2 separate regions of the Homo sapiens genome follow, and region 1 is linked to region 2. The links are chromatin contacts, found by Hi-C in ENCODE. All regions are on one chromosome and are shown on one strand. The core of a region is the stretch at or near the end of the contact, and the rest is flanking DNA. Distances in the headings are between cores, read along the strand shown.

Region 1 (3,352 bases), core at 355-2,854, 190 kb before region 2:
GCCTGTTTTGCTATTTGCACATGACTTGTCCTGCTGTATGCAGTGGTTGTCAAAAGCATGGTCCCCAGACCAGCACCATCAACATCCCCTGGGATCCTGTTGACAAAACAAGTGCCAGCCCCGGCCAAAGCTATTACATAAGAAAATTGGGGCGTGGGGGCAGTGATTTGTGTTTTACGGAGCCCTCCAGGGTATTCTGATGCTGCTCCAATCACCACCACTGGAGAGGAGGTGGGATGTCAAGGAAAGGGCAGGATAGGGACCGGAGGATGGGCCTGCAGGGGCCTGCGGCTGCTTCCGGCAGCATCCCTGGACAGCTGTGCTGGGCCTGTTGGCAGGAGGGAAGGCAGTCAGGCCTGAAGAGGTGGGTGTGCATACCCCACAAGGTGTCATCAGCTCCCAAAACTTGAGAGACTTAAGAATGCACCATCACACCTGTGTGTGGCCACACATTTTGTTCTGCAGAACTCCTAGTGCTCTGTGTCTTGGGCCTTACAGAATAATCATAGCCCACGGCCACTTTGCGTGGACAGTGGAAACAGTGCCAGTGGGGTGCTGTCACAGCCACGGATGGCCATGCCCTTCCCAGCTGGCTCCTAAAGGACACATCCCCAGAGTTTCTGCAGCTCCAGTGGCAAGGTATAGCAGGCATGGCCCCAGCTGGCTCCCAGCTGCTCCAGGCCCCCTTGGCTCTGTGCCTCTGTACACGGTGTCCCTGTCTGCTGAACTGTTCTGTCCCCACTGAGTCATCCTGTAAAGCAGCTCTCCTATGTCACCTCCCCTCGGCTGTTCTCTGTGCCCACTGCCTCCGCTGCTCACTCTATCTCAGCATGCAGCGAGGCCCTCAAGAGATCCACCCACACAGCCACCTCTTTCCCGACTGTCATCCTCCCAGCTGCCCCACTTTGTTCTCCTGGTGGCCCTCTCCCTCCCCGAATCACCACTTCTGTTCACTATATTACTTAATCATTGGGTTTCAGGATGCACTTAGTATGTACATGCACAGCCAGAAGGAAAGCTGACTCTTCCTCTTAGAAGCCCAGGCTGGCCATTCTAAAGTGGTAACAATCTCCAAATAATTCCTCAAACCCCGATTCCTTCACTGCTGTGGACACACAACCCTGTGGAGATCATATTCCTTGTTTTAACTACGACTTAGCAGAAAAATAGAAGGTGAAAGTTCATTTGGGTTATGGATGTGATAACTTTTGAATACAAGGTCACCTCCCTGGTCCCATGACAGTCCCAAACCCAGGTCCACCTCAAGCTGGAGCAGAACCAGCCTCCTCCTTCTCCCTGCCTTCTCTGGGCAGAGACACACACTTGTCCCTTGGGGCACTAGGCATAGGTCTATTGGCAAGGACTCCGAGGCCGCTTCTGCAAAGCACAGAGCCAGGACCTGCAGAAATGGCCGAAGGAGGGTGCTTTTCCTTCATCCCCTTGTCATGCACACTCATTGGAAATTTTCTTGGGCTCCTTCCAAAATAATTGATGCTTTAGGAAGGAATAGACAGATCAACAATGTGGGCGGGATGCTGAGTTGGGTCCTGAGACTGGGGGCCTGGAGTCCATGAAGAGATGTGCTCCCTGAGGAATCTTGGTGGCAAATATAACAAGGCCAGCCTCAGGTGTGGGGTTGGGAGGCGAGGTGGGGCGCTTCTCCCTGGAAAGCAGCTGCTGCCTGCTCAGGCCTGGGGAGGAAATGAAGCTTTCTGCTCATTCACTCACCTGCCAGTATGCACAGAAGGCAAACGGGGAGACAGTTTGACCGAGAGAACCATCTGTGTGGGTCAGCTCAGGCCGTGGTAATAACGTGCCACAGATCTGGCAGCTCAAACAGCAGAACTGTATCGTCTCACATCTCTGGAGACTGAACGTCTAAGACGAGGCTGTCAGCAGGACTGGTTCCTTCTGAGGCCTCTCCTCGCCTTGCCGATGGTGTCTTCTCCCTGCACGCTCACATGGTCATCCCTCTGTGTGTATCTAATCTCTTCTTCCCAGGATACCAGTCCTATTGAATCAGGGCCCACCGCAATAACTTTATTTTACCTTACCTCTTTAATGGCCCTGTCTCCAAATACACTCACATTCTGAGGTCCTGGGTTCAACGCCAACATATGAATTTGGGGGAACAGAGTTCAGCCCATCCCATCACCCCAACCCTCAGCTGGAGGGCAGCATGTCTACCCATCTAGGAGGTCACCCTGTTTCTATGTGTAAGAAGTCCAGGTGGTTTTTGGGAAACGCCATAGCTCCAGCCTGCAATGGTGCATGGAGCAGGGGCCAAGGCTGCTGATACCCTGGGCTGGCCCCGTCTTCAACTTTAAAGCAACATATTGAGAGGCTCTCTGAACTGTACACCATGTTCTTGGCCACCTGACAAGGGGAGAAATAGGACAAAGAAAGTTGTGTGATGAGGCAGAGGATCTTCACAAGCACAGGGCAAGAGTGGGGTGGGATGGGGGACTGAGCTGATCCCCGGGGGGGATGAGGGAGTGTCACACCTTCCAGACCCTGCACACCATCCTCAGCCTGCTGGGATGGCCTCCTCCCCTCTGGAGCCAACCTATCCTGCACCACTTTCTGGGTACGTCCATGCTCGTGGGGAAAAGGAGCAGATTCTCTGGCCCTTAGGATACCTGAGCTTGTCCTAAGCAGCCAGTTTGGACCTGCACAAGCCTGATTGACTTCAGGATGTAGCCAGACCACAGATGGTGGCCTTCCTTCTTCGCTCTATGTCCTTTCTTATGCACGTGGATCTGAAGCCCTTTGCAGCAATTTTTAAAGGGAAAAACATAATTTTTTAAAAAATGGCATGGAGCAGCTGGGCGCAGTGGCTCACACCTGTAATCTCAGCACTTTGGGAGGCCGAGGTGGGTGGATCACGAGGTCAGGAGATCGAGATGATCCTGGCTAACACGGTGAAACCCTGTCTTTACTAAAAATACAAAAAATTAGCCGGGCGTGGTGGCAGGTGCCTGTAATCCCAGCTACTCGGGAGGCTGAGGCAGGAGAATGGTGTGAACCTGGGAGGCGGAGCTTGCAGTGAGTCGAGATCGCGCCACTGCACTCCAGCCTGGGTGACAGAGCAAGACTCTGTCTCACAAAAAAAAAAAAAAAAAAGGCATGGAGCAATTGACAAGTCAGGATGAGAAGCTGAGAAGGTGTGGAGTGGAGAAGAGAGATGGTGGAGGGCCTTGCAGAGGGTGAGGCACCCCGAGAAGAAGAGGGAGGCCCTTGTGAGTTAAACCCATGTGTCCAGGGACAGGGCTGAGCTGGGAGGGGTGGGGCTCACCCATTTTATTTATTTACTTACTTATTTAGTCTTTTTTAAATTTTACTTTTTTATAAA
Region 2 (2,866 bases), core at 210-2,709:
AGCCTGGAGGAAGGCCAGCTGGGGGCTGTCTGCTGACCACATCCCTGCAGCTGGGCAGCAAGGTCTTCCTGGAAGGGAGTCTAGAGTGCATAGCAGGGTCCACCAATGCTTCTAGAAAGCTGTACATCATCAGTATCATAGTCATCAGTGTCCTTTGTAGAGGGGCTTCTAGGCATCCTACATCTGATATCTCACTTACCAAGGGGGCAACTCAGCCATAAGGAAACTGAGTGAGCTGCCTACAAAGGAGAAGGAAATAGTTTTATAAAAAGAGAAGGCATATAGTCACCAACAGGAGAATGGGAATGGTAGAATCTGGCAGAGCTGCTCTTGGGAGCTGCCTGGGCATGTTGTTCAGAACCACGTGAGAGCATTGCTGACTCTGACCTTGATGCTCCCCGAGGATGAGGGCTGAGCCTGGAGCAACACAGGTGGCAGGGCAGGAAGAGCAGGCCGGCTCCCTGGGGATGGGAACCAGCAGGGAGGCTGCAGCTCCAGGCAGGAGTGACCAGGTAATGTTGGAACATCTGTCTGGACGTTCTGCAAGAGGCTGAGTCAGCAGCCAGCTAGGTGTGATTTAACTGGAGTGCACAGAGCTAGATGGTAAGAGAAAGCACGCATTTTTATTGTCCTGTCAGAAAATAATAATGCTCTTATGGCCAGCGTGGATCTCAGGTGAGCAGAAAATTGCACATTCGTCATTTCCCTACATATCAAGAGCCGGATCCCCCACACCACATGGGTGGGAATTTCCACCAGGGTAGTTCCTGGGCCTCTCCCCACCCTGCCCCAGAGTTTGTCCAAGTTGTCCAGGTTTACGCAGGGCCAAGCCACTGGCGAGCCTCCCAGTGCTCACGGACCCTGCCCCGGGTCCAATCTTCTGCCCAAATGGGCGCAGCCTCTGTTAGGATGCTGGAAGCCGGAGGTGGAGCATTTATACCCACCAGATCCCCAGCTCCCCCAAAGAACAGGACACAGCCCTCCTGCTGGAGGGACACACAGAGAGCCCTTGCAGATGTCCCACATCCAGGGAAATGTGTGTCCCCTGTGCCATTCCTCTCTGTGGGTACACGCTGGAGTGGAGGAGTAAGACAAAGCAGACAGAGAGCAGTTCCATTCCATGATGGCAACCCCAGGATGACAAGGGAGGCAGTGCCAGACGACTGACGCTGTGCCCACTCCCATGCTCTGGAGTCAGGCCTGACAAGGAAGATTTATTTTTGGTACAGGCGATAAGGCATAAAAACCCACGCACCGCACGTGCCTGTGTTTTGTGTGGCATGAATACATGTTAGCCGTGACCAACAAGAACGCAAAGCCATTACTTGGTGCCTGCAGAGGGAGGCCTGGCCAGTTCCTATAGCAGGACAGCAGCCCGAGCTGTCTCCAGGGAGAACCTCCAGCCTGCAGCTTGAGTCACACAGCACAGATCCAAGGCACCACCTGTGCCTATTCAGATTGTCTCATGCTCCAGAGAAGTCCATGGAGTGCCGTCCAGATATTCCAGCCCAACAAACCTTCTAAGGGAGAAGCAGGCGCTGACTGGCCCTCACGGTCCCCTGGCTCTCCACTGGAGCCAGAGTTCCCGACAGGACTTGTGGAACAGAATGTCAGCATTTGCTTTGTCTGGAAAGCTCAAGAGCATGTGGATCCGGCCTCATTCAACGGCCCAGAATATCTGCCCCTGGCATTGGTGAGACATCACCCTGTTCCTGCTAAAAGCACAGCAAGGGCTGCCGATGTCCACAAGGGACCTGCCCGCCAAGGCAGATTCTGTCTCCCGGGTCTTCTGAGCTCTGTCCAGCTGCCAAAAGATAGGCTGTGCCCAGAGGAGGACAAAACATTTTGCCCAAGGACTTTATTATGCAACGACACGAAAAATTACCACGTGAGAGTTTTATTCCTCTGAAAACACATTTTGTTGGAAACATTAAATGTTATGTTATTTCCTATGCTGTATATTTAAATACTTTATTTTTCTGGGCAAAAATGCCAGGAAAATAACTTGCCTCTCTGGAGGAACTACTCTACCTTTTTTTTTTTTTAAAGAACTGGCACTTCAAAAAAAAAAAACCCTTAGCTGTCAAGAAATGAGAGTTAAGTATTAACTCCATGCCAGCATCCACTTTATCTTAGATTCCTGATATATTCATTTCTCTTCCCCACTTTTCTACTAAAGTCTGCCAATGTCCTTGATTTCATTTTAACTCCTTGTGGGAGCATGCCAAGGCACCTGCAAGCCCTTTGAAAGAAAGGGAGGAATTAAAAGTAAATTAGCAGAGGCACTTGTAAGTAAGCAAGCATAAGGCTTGGGATTTGTGCCTCGTCATCTGAAGCAGCCTTGTTGAGGGCCGAGAGCTGGAAATGGCAGGAGAAGAACCCTTGGGCCCTCTCTCTAAGAATCCATGGGCTGTCCAGGAAGCATGGGGTTTCCCAGTCTGGAGCGAGAAGGGTAATAGCAGGGAGCATCAGGTATCCTCATTGTCTACTGCTGTGTAACAAATCGTCCCAAACTGAGTGTCTTAAAACAACCACAGTTATTTTATGCTCACTCCTGGTGTCAGGAAGGCTCAGCTGGGTGGCTCTGGCTTAGGGCTTTCTGCGGTGTAGTCAGACAGTGACAGGAGCTGTCAGGGGCTGGCCAGGCATCTCATCATACAGCCTCAACCCTTCCCATGTGCTCTCTCCCCATGGGATATTTTGTGCTTCCTGGCATTATGGCGGCCACAGGTGGCAGGACTTGTTGGGTGTTATTAACACTCAGGGCTCCAGCAAGAACCTCCCAGCAGCGCTCAGTGTAGAAGCTGCAGTGCCTTTGAGGGCTCATCCTCAGGAGTCAGACACCATCCCAGCAGACACACTGTCT

The links. Hi-C counts contacts between places; a loop is a spot of excess contacts on that map. Pooled maps may share reads with other maps.
Region 1: a map of heart right ventricle shows a loop between it and region 2 (7-fold over the local background). The contact joins two enhancer-like sites. A Hi-C loop is called at or near these places in 8 of 168 maps with a recorded cell type or tissue (Right ventricle myocardium inferior, gastrocnemius medialis, heart left ventricle and 2 more) and 8 of 50 pooled maps.

Annotation. Positions count from the first base shown.
Region 1 is chr9:89,876,303-89,879,654 of GRCh38, reverse strand. No RefSeq gene overlaps it. Among named protein-coding and RNA genes, the nearest start is that of MIR4290, 150 kb to the left of the region's middle. Within about 2 kb of position 1,604, at least 11 of the 41 ENCODE cell types and tissues checked have a DNase peak (open chromatin) inside an H3K27ac peak, as active enhancers do; they include gastrocnemius medialis, heart left ventricle, heart right ventricle and 1 more, where a contact is called at or near this core.
Region 2 is chr9:89,683,889-89,686,754 of GRCh38, reverse strand. All of the region lies in intron 3 of LINC03062 (long intergenic non-protein coding RNA 3062), which reads right to left. Among named protein-coding and RNA genes, the nearest start is that of LINC03062, 46 kb to the right of the region's middle. RefSeq lists an enhancer at 440-1,011. Within about 2 kb of position 1,459, at least 13 of the 41 ENCODE cell types and tissues checked have a DNase peak (open chromatin) inside an H3K27ac peak, as active enhancers do; they include gastrocnemius medialis, heart left ventricle, heart right ventricle and 1 more, where a contact is called at or near this core.